Regions from separate parts of the Homo sapiens genome. Here region 2 is linked to region 1. Evidence: read pairs that join two places in POLR2A ChIA-PET (ENCODE). Cell type or tissue: HepG2. All regions are shown on one strand.

Evidence for each region. ChIA-PET counts read pairs that join two places held together with the same protein. Peaks named below come from ENCODE experiments on the same cell type or tissue, not always from the same donor. Only the 100,000 strongest peaks of a DNase experiment are listed, where the experiment ranks them.
Region 2: POLR2A ChIA-PET joins it to region 1 with 5 read pairs; 3 of 35 experiments call an interaction of 5 or more read pairs at or near these places.

Annotation. Positions count from the first base shown.
Region 1 is chr15:52,278,398-52,283,397 of GRCh38, forward strand. It overlaps MYO5C (myosin VC), which reads right to left. Exons shown (of 41, transcript NM_018728.4): 2 at 4,385-4,495; 3 at 1,112-1,277; 4 at 476-620. Among named protein-coding and RNA genes, the nearest start is that of MIR1266, 3.7 kb to the left of the region's middle. In HepG2, no CTCF peak of the experiment used is centred here; DNase peaks (open chromatin) are centred at 2,454 and 2,894.
Region 2 is chr15:52,572,811-52,577,810 of GRCh38, forward strand. No RefSeq gene overlaps it. Among named protein-coding and RNA genes, the nearest start is that of ARPP19, 6.3 kb to the left of the region's middle. In HepG2, no CTCF peak of the experiment used is centred here; no DNase peak of the experiment used is centred here.

The DNA.
Region 1 (5,000 bases):
CATGTGCACTAGTGAAACGAGAACTCCACAGGGCCCTACAAACACCTAGCAGTGAAATTAGGATAAAATTCCATGTCTCCTGCACCTAAAACCTCCTGCAGCTAAAAACCCTGTCATCAGATCCTACTTCCTGCAATGGGTAAAAAAAAAAAAAGCTTAAACGTCTCATAGCAGAGAATAAATCAACACTCCTCCAACCAAACACACTGCAAGAAAAGCATCTGCTATTCCCAGACTGGTAGGACTGACTTGACTACCTTGAAGGAACAAAACCCAGGAAACTCCAGTCTTGACAGGTCAGGTACATGGAACAGTCGTTTGCTATTCATTCCAGGTAGTCGGCTCAACAAAGCACCACCTCTGGCCTATCTCTTTTAATGAGCCCAACCTAGATATCTCCCCTCCACTGTGATGGTCTGGCAAATGCAGGGAGCATTGGCAGAGCAAGGGGAAGTCCAGCTTGGCAGGAAGCTACCTGGCCATCTGCTTGTATGCCTCTTCTGCCACGGCAAATATGTGTGGGTCCATATCGCCCATGTTCTGCCCGCTGTAGGCGTGGATGATGGCATCTCCGTATATTGGCAACTGCTTGTAAGGATTCATGGCCACCAAAATGATTCCTGGGGAAAGATGTTAGATGCAGTTAAAATACTCTTACTGCCACCTGCATCTCCAGTTTTTTTTTTTTTAAGAAACCCCAGCTCTGTCGCTTATTAAACCTTCTGTGTGACTTTGGGCAAGTCACTTCACGCACTGAATTAATTCCCTGCCAGTCACCTACACCCTCGGGCTGTTCTGACGGTTGGTTGACAGGACAGGTGGAAATGCTCGCAAATGGAGAGGTTTTTGCAATTTGCAGTGTAAGTAATATCATTGCCCAAAATAAGTAATAAATGTATGAAATCTGATGAGAAACTCAAACACGAGCTTTGTTACATCTCTTTTTCTAGGTAGTCCAGTCTTAGTTCTTGTTGAAGATTCTCCCCACCCAGACACTTCTTTTTACAACAAACTCTGGGTGCTCAGTATAAACATAAAACAACCAGGAGGCTCTAGACAGCAAGCTTACATTCCAGTGCCATTCCTTACTTCCTAGAATTGCTCTCCTTACCACTGTAGGTGTAAATGAGTTTGGATTCTGCAAAGCGGATTCTGAGGTTGTGGAGCACCGCGGGCTCGTGAAGATAGCTGAGAGCCGTGAGGTCATTCTCGCCCACGAGGATGTCAGGATTCCGAAGTGGAGGCAGAGATTCTGGATTGACAGAATAATCCAGCTCCTATGGACAAAGATAAAAATTAAAGCTCTGGAAATAAAAGATTTTTGGTGTTTCTGTTGAAGCACTGTCCTTTGTCCTATCCACCCCTCCATCAGAGTCATCACTGACATTAAAAAGCAAATGTACTTATAGCAACAAGAAAATCTTCACAGCTGACTCCTGGAATAATGAAAAGTAGGAGCAGGGGACTAGGGCACTGGCTATGTGCACTGGGGCAAGTCACTCACCCTCTCTGGGCCTCACTTCTCTCATCTGCGAAGAGGAGCTAGAGCAGGGGTCCTTAGATCTACAGAGGCCTCAATAAGGAGTGTTGGGGAAGCTACAAGGGCAGAGATCCAGGTGCCCCATTCCTGAATCTCCCACCAGGGCTCTACCTATATGTGGTTTAAATGTTGAGGCCATGCAAGTTTTCATTTGAAAACAAGATGCTGCAGCTAAAATGACACAGTGACCTACGGTCTCTTTAACTCTAAGGTTGTTGAGTCTCTGCTCAAAGTTGACACACTTGGTGGTGACAGATACCTAAAGGAGTCCATGCAGGTGGTGGTCTCTCCGTGAAAGGCCCCTGGTGCAGGTGTCTCCTGTCTGCAGTTGCCCACATGCCCGAGGGCTCACAGCTCCCCCAGCAGGGCTGTCTATTCCTATCAGTCTCAGCCCTGGGCCAAGGAATTTTCCCAGGCTTGCTCCTCTTCTGCTAGATTTAACCTAGTATTCCTAAAGCAGCTGCCTTAGCAGAACGAAGGTGAGGCGAGCATGCCCCGTGGCATCTGTGCCACAGATGACTGGGCCTTTCCAATGTCAGAGTATTCTAATTCCTACACTCCCATTTCACCGCTGGGGGAAGTGAAGCCCAACTAAAGCGACTTGAGCAGGTTACCCAGCATGCTTGTTTCTCTTCCACCTTCCTAGGCCGCCTTCCAGGTATTCAGTCAGTATCTCTGGATTCCTTCTGATCTCTGGTCCTGGACCAGCTCCACAAGGTGGCCCAGCTGCCTTTCATCAAGTGCCACTGTGCAGACCCCATGCCAAGCACTCAGCATGGATTGTTTCATTTAATCCTCAAAACTGCCTTCCAGGGAGGACATGACTACCCCAACCAAGAAAGTCAACGAGACAGGTTCAGAAAGTTGGAGTTTGTTGTCCAAGGTCACACAGTTAATCTGAGCCTCACTCTGAAGCCTGTGCTCTCTCACTAGCACAGTGCTTCCTTGTCCATGGCGGGGGTTTTGCTGGCTGGTTGGTCTGTTCTGCATAAAGCGAGCAGCTCAGGGCAATCCACAACTGGACACGGATGCTCAGGCCAGCTCCTGCTCCCCTGTTACCAATGCAATTGTATTGTGACCTAACCCCGACCAGAATATTCTCAACCTAAACATTTTTGAAAATAAAATCAGGAAAAATGCTTCTCATACATACTGACTTTCCTTGTCTCTGTTTTTCTGTTGTAAATCCACAACCCCCACTTCTGGTTTGGCCTCTGTGTGTGTTATGTGTGAAAGCAACAGGGAGACAGAAAGGACAGACAGTCTTTGGGGGAGGGGAGAAAATGTAATGAACATTATGTTGACAGGTGGAGGCAGAGGTGACATTTTCCTACAGCACACAGGCCTTGTCTCTTACAGTACTGACAAAGGGTTGAGCTAAAGAGAGGTCTGGCTGCCCGCCATCCTACTCACCTCTGCAGCCGGGTCAAGGCCGGGAATGTAGCCACCTGAAGCCCTGCAGATATTACCAAAGCAGCAAACTGCCACTGCAGCTGCTGCCTTGAGATTTTCCTTCCCAAACAAAGCCATCTGATCCCTAATCAGAACCTTGTGCACAGGAGACACTCAATAAAAACTGCGAGGAGCTCCTGTTGGAAAGGGAAGCCCCGGGGAGCAGGAGCCTCTTCCCAGAGCTCCTGCCTTCAAACATGCACACAGGATTGTCTCATCGCACTTCAGCAACCCTGGGACGGTGCACAGTCATTACCTCCTTTGTACATATGGGGAAACTGGGGGCCTGGGCCAAAGACTTAACAAGGGGCCATGCCAGGATCTGACGCCAGACCATCTGATTCTAGAGGGTGTGTCTTTAACCGCTGTGTTCATCTGCCTTCCCAGGATCTCAGGAAATGTCTCCCAAATCCAGGACAGTCTGATTAGAAGTAGTGTGTCCTGTGTCTGCAGAACCCATTTACATGCTTTGTCAATTAATCCTCACATGATGTTCCCCAGACCCACCTCTGGGATCTAGATGGAGCACAAATCCCCTGCCCAGTTCTCTACCCAGATACTTGATTCTAAACCCGTCCAGTCACCCTAGGCTACTAATCCAGTGGGATGTCACTACAGCAATGGTGGGCAAGGACAACTCATGAGGGACACTTAGAGCAAATGCAAAGTCTTCAGAAGCTGCGTCATCAGAAGGCACATGCAGCCTTGCAGGGAAGCTCCTCAATAGCTCATCCTACCACAGGAGCAACTGCTAAAGTTCATCCTCACCTCCCCCTCACCACACCAGCACCAACAGAGGCACCTCATAATGTCACACAAAGCTGGGTGTCCATGTCTTCTTGTCCCTGCCACACTCCCTCCCTTACACATTTCTATATATCTGTGGACCGACTCCCTCCAGTCTCCTCCCACTCCTCCCTCTCCCTGCCTGTTTTCTATCTCCCTCTTCTCATTTTCCTCCCCTTCACATCTTGATGTTTTTCTCTACCAGCGTATGCCTTGGGCTCAAACGACTTCTCACCAAGTTTTTCATCTCTGCCCAATCTCTGGGCTGAGACTCAGGAAGCCAAAATGGCGAATCACTTTTCAGCATTCTCCCAGTAATGCTGGGTGCCTGGAAATGCAGTGCCGTGGCACAGACCTGGCTCCTGCAGCTGGGCCCTCATTACAGAGAGAGGCCCGGTGGATGCAGGGCAGCACAGGGGCGGGAGGGAAGGAGTACAGACACATCAGTGAGTCCCGGCACCAGGAGGCCATTTGGGAATGGTGCTGGTGCCCACTCGTGCGCCCTCCCCTGGGTGCCTCCCACGGGGTCCACGTGCTCCCATCCTTACACACACCCCAGCTACCGCTTTACACATCGACGTAGCTGTGAACAGCAAGGACCCTCACCGTTCCATCCTCCAGCAGGAGTCGCAGGACCTTGTCACCAACTCTGTAGTCCTTGGCTATTTCAGCAGACTTCCAAACTTCTTCAGGATCGGGAATCCAGACCCTGTTGTACTGACCAACAGGATGAGAAAAGCTGAATTTCAGGACTTCCAAAATTATGGATCAATGCATGGTTAGACACAGGAAGGTTTCTTTCTGTGCACTAGGTCAGCTCCTTCATGAGGAATACGTCTACCTAATTTTGCTTATGAGGTGATCTTTCGTGCATCTGTGATGCACCAGGCCTGGCTGCCTCAGTTTACAGGCAACAGAACTCCCAAAGCCTCCTAGATAAACCTTGAACGCTGAAAGCCTGTACGTGGGAAAGAAATCCGCGAGTCCCTTAATGGAAACATCTCACGGCTGTCTACAGGGTTAGAGGAGAGGGATTTCTTTCACCACTGATTTGACTATGGAACTCTGGGCCAGACACTTAACTTCTAGTGCCTCATTTTACTCATCCATAGAATTGGCACAACAATACCTATTTTCACCAGTTCCCTGGGAGGTTAAATTAGACTTTGTACTTGAAAGAACTTTGTAAAATGCTACGAAAGTATTGTTACAGCAATGTCAT
Region 2 (5,000 bases), 290 kb after region 1:
GTGATCTGTATAGGAGAGCAAACCAGCCACAACACTCCTTTAAGCCAAAGCCTAATCCAGAACAAGGGCTTAGCTGTCTTCAATTCTGTGAAGTCTCAGAGAGGTGAGGAAGCTAAAGAAGAAAAGTTTGAAGCTAGCAGAGGTGAGTTCATGAAGTTTAAAGAAAGAAGCCATCTTCATAACATAAAAGTATAAGGCAAAGTAGAAAGTGCTGATGGAGAAGCTGCAGCAAGTTATCCAGAAGATCTAGCTAAGCTAATTGACTAAGGGGGCTACAATGAGCAACAGATTTTCAATGTGGACAAAACGACCTTCTGTTGGAAAATGTCATCCAGGAGTTTCATACTAGAGGAAGTCAATGCCCGGCTTCGAAGCTTCAAAAGACAGGCTGACTCTCTTCTTAGGGGCTATTGTGGCTGGTGTCTTTAAGCTGAAGCCAATGCTCATTTACTATTCTGAAAATCCTAGGGTTCTAAATCTGCTCTACCTGTACTCTGCAAATGGAACTACAAAGCCTGGATGACAGCACATCTGTTTACAACATGGTTTAGTTAATATTTTAAGCTCACTATTGAGACCTACTGCTCAGAAAAAAAAAATCCTTTCAAAATATTGTAGCTCATTGACAATGCACTTGGTCTCCTAAGAGCCCTGATGGAGGTGTACAAGGAGATTAATGTTGTTTTCATGCTTTCTAACGCAACATCCATCTTGTAGTCCATAGATCAAGGAATAATTTCAACTTTCAAGTCTTTTTTTTTTTTTGAGTTGGAGTCTTGCTCTGTTGCCCAGGCTAGAGTGCAGTGGGTGCAATCTCAGCTCACTGCAGCCTCTGCCTCTCGGGTTCCAGCGATTCTCCTGCCTCAGCCTGTTGGGTAGCTGGGATTTACAGGCACACACCACCACAGCTGGCTAATTTTTTTATTTTTAGTAGAGATGGGGTTTTGCCATGTTGGCCGGGCTGGTTTCGAACTCCTGACTTCAGGTGATCCGCCTATCTTGACCTCCCAGAGTGCTTCAAGTCTTAATGGGAAATACATTTTGTAAAGCTATAGCTGTCATATACAGTGATTTGTCTTATAGATGTGGGAAAACTAAATTGAAAACCTTCTGGAAAGGATTCACCATTCTAGATGCTATTAAGAACATTTGTGATTCAAGGGAGAAGGTCATTGTATTAACATTAACAGAAGTTTGGAAGAAGTTAATTCCAACCCTCATGGATGACTTTGAGGGATTCAAGACTTCAGTGGAGGAAATAACTGCAGATGTGACAAGAAGAGCAAGAGAACTACAAGTGGAGTCTGACAATGTGACTGAATTACTGCAATATCATGATAAAATTTGAATGGATGAAGAGTTGCTTCTTATGGATGAGCAAAGTAACTGGTTTCTTGAGATGGAATTTACTCCTGATGAAGATGCTGTGAATGTTGTTGAAATGACAACAGAAACTTCATTTGTATTCATTACCAACCTCTCTTCATCCTCCTCTCCCCTCTTCCTTCGCAGCTTCTGGTAATCACCATTCCTCTCTCTATCTCCATGAGATCCACTTTTTTTAGCTCCCATATGAGTGAGAACATGCTACATTTGACTTCCTCTGACTTTTATTTCACTGAACATAATGACCCCAAATTCCATCCAGTTGCTGCAAATGACAGAATTTCATTCTTTTTTATGGCTGAATAATATTCCATTATGTATGTATACTACATTTTCTATACCTATTCATCCATTGATGGACACCTAGGTTGACTCCATATCTTGGCTATTGTGAATAGTGCTTCAGTAAACATGGGAATGCAGATATCTCTTTGACACACTGATTTCCTTTCTTTCTTTTTTTTTGAGAGAGAGTCTCACTCTGCCAACCCAGGCTGGAATGCAGTGGCTCACTGCAACCTCTGCCTCCTGGGTTCAAGCGATTCTCGTGCCTCAGCCTCCCGAGTAGCTGGGATTACAGGATGCATCACCACACCTGGCTAATTTTTAGACAGGGTTTCACCATGTTGGCCAGGCTGGTCTCCAACTCCTGATGACCTCAAGTGATCCATCTACCTTGTCCTCCCAAAGTGCCAAGATTACAGGCATGAGTCACTGCACCTGGCCAAGGATCTGAATTCTTTTCTTTTTTTTAATTAACATTTTTTTTTTGAGACAGAGTCTCACTTGGTTGTCCAGGCTGGAGTGTAGTGGTGTGATCTTGGCTCACTACAACCTCTGCCTCCCAGGTTCAAACAGTCCTCCTCAGCCTCCCAAGTAGCTGGGATTACAAGTGTGTGCCACCACGCATAGATAATTTTTGTAGTTTTTTGTAGAGAGAGTCTCACTGTGGTGTCCAGGCTGGTTTTGAACTCTGAGCTCAAGTGATCTGCCCACCTCGGCCTCCCAAAGTGCTGGGATTACAGGCCTGAGCCACTGTACACAGCCATATGTCTTCTTTTGAGAAATGTCTAGTCAGGTCTTTTGTGCATTTTAAAATTGGATTATTTGGGTTTTTTTTTTTTGCTATTGTTTGGGTTGCTTATATATTCAATCTCTTGTTTGATGGAAGTTTGCAAATGTTCTTTGTAGCTTCTCTTCTCTTCACTTGTTTACTCTGCTATGCAGAAGATTTTTAGCTTGATGTAATCCCACTTGTCTATTTTTGCTTTTGTTGCCTGTGCTTTTTTTTTTTTTTTTTTCTTTTTGAGATGGAGCCTTGCTCTGTCACCCAGGCTGGAGTGCAATGGTGCGATCTCGGCTCACTGCTATCTCCGCCTCCCGAGTTCAAGCAATTCTCCTGCCTCAGCCTCCCGGGTAGCTGGGATTACAGGCAGGCACCACCACACCTGGCTCATTTTTGTGTTTTCAGTAGAGATGGGGTTTCACCATGTTGGTCAGATTGGTCTTGAACCCCTGACCTCAGGTAATCCACCCACCTTGGCCTCCCAAAGTGCTGGGATTATAGGCGTGAACCATCGCGCCCGGCCTGTTGCCTGTGCAACACCTGTTGAGGTGTTACCTAAAAAGTCTTTGCCCGGACCAATGTCCTGGAGCATTTACTCAGTGTATTTTTTTAGTAGTTTCAGGTCTTACATTTAAATCTCTAATCCATTTTGACTTGATTTTTGTATATGGTGAAAGATAAGGATCTAATTTCATTCTTCTGCATATGGATATCATTTTCCCAGAACTGTTTACCAGAGAAACTGTCCTTTCTGCAGTGTATGTTCTGGGCACCTTTGTCAAAAATGGGTTGGCTGTATATTTGTTTCTGGGTTCTTTATTCTGTTCCTTTGGTCTATGTGTCTGTTTTTGTGCCAGTACTATTCTGTTTTGGTTACTATAGTTTTGTAGTACAATTTGTGTAGTATAGAAATTTTAACAATATTAACTGTTCCAATCCATGAGCAAGGGATAGCTTTACATTTTTGTGTGTGTTCTCTTCAATTTCTTTCATCAGTGTTTTATAAATTTCCTCATAGAGGTCTTTCACTTCTTCACTTAAATTTATTCCTAGGTATTTTACTTTTTTTGTAGCTATTGTAAATGTAATTGCTTTCGTTTTCAGATTGATTGCTACAATAAAATATTTTAAAATATTACATAAACTTAGCTCATAAAGCAGTGGAAAGATTTGAGAGGACTGACTCCAGTTTTGAAACCAGTTCTATTGTGGGTATGTAAAATGCTATCAAACAGCATTGCATGCTACAGAGAAATCTTGCGTGAAAGGAAGAGTCAATTGATGAGAAACTTCATTGATGTTTTATTTTAAGAAATTCTCACAGCCACTCCAACCTTCAGCAACCACTATCCTGACCAGTCAGCAGCCATCAACATCCAGGCAAGATCCTCCACCAGCAAAAAGATTATGACTCCTTGAGGGTTCAGATGATTGTTAGTATTTTTTAGCAATAGATTATTAATTTTTTTTTTTTAGAGATAAGGTGTCACATTGTCACTCAGGCTGGAGTTCAGAGGTGCCATCATAGCCCACTGTAACCTTGAACTCCCGGGCTCAAGTGACAATAAACTATTTTTTACTTTTATTTATTTTAGAGACAGGGTCTCACTTGTTACTGAGGCTGGAGTGAGCTTGGCTCACTAACCTTGAAATCTTGGCCTCAAGTAATTTACCTGTCTCAGCTTCCCAAAGTGCTTGGATTACAGGTGTGAATCACCATGCCCAGCCCTATAATCTGTTTTTTATTTAGGGTGTCTACATCTTTTTAGACATAATGCTATTACACACTTCTAAGCTATAATATAGTATAAACGTAACTTTTTAAATTATTATTTTGAGGGGAGTTTCGCTCTTGTTGCCCAGGCTGGAGTGCAATGGCATGATCTCAGCTCACTGCAACCTCCACCTGCTGGGTTCAGTTGATTCTCCTGCCTCAGCCTCCCAAGTACCTGGGATTACAGGCATGTGCCACCATGCCTAATTTTTTGTATTTAGTAGAGACGGGGTTTCACCATGTTAGTCAGGCTGGTCTTGAACCCCTAACCTCAGGTGATCCACCTGCTTCAGCCTCCTAAAATGCTGGGATTACAGGGTGCTCGGCCAAATGTAACTTTTATATGCGCTGGAAATAAAAAAAAATGTGTATGACTTACTTCATTGTTGTGGTCTGGAACCAAACCTGCAACATCTCCAAGGTATGTGTGTATTCTAGATTAGTGCTGTCTTATAGCAACTTGTGTGATGGAACTATTCTATATATGTGCTCTCCAATACAGTAGCCACTAGCTACATATGACTATTGAGCATTTGAAATGTAACTAGGGCAACCAAGGAACGGAATTTTTAATTAATTCTATTAGCCATAGGGAATAGAATCATGGAATGACCCTTTAGACAGAGATTCTCACTAAGTTTGGGGCAAGGTCCAAGAAGTGATGTTTAACCAAAGTTCCCCTGGTGATTCTGATGCATACATGCACAAAATAGTTTTTTGATTTGGAACTTGATAGGTGTATAAAAGCTTTAAAAAGAACAGGGTTCTTTTTGA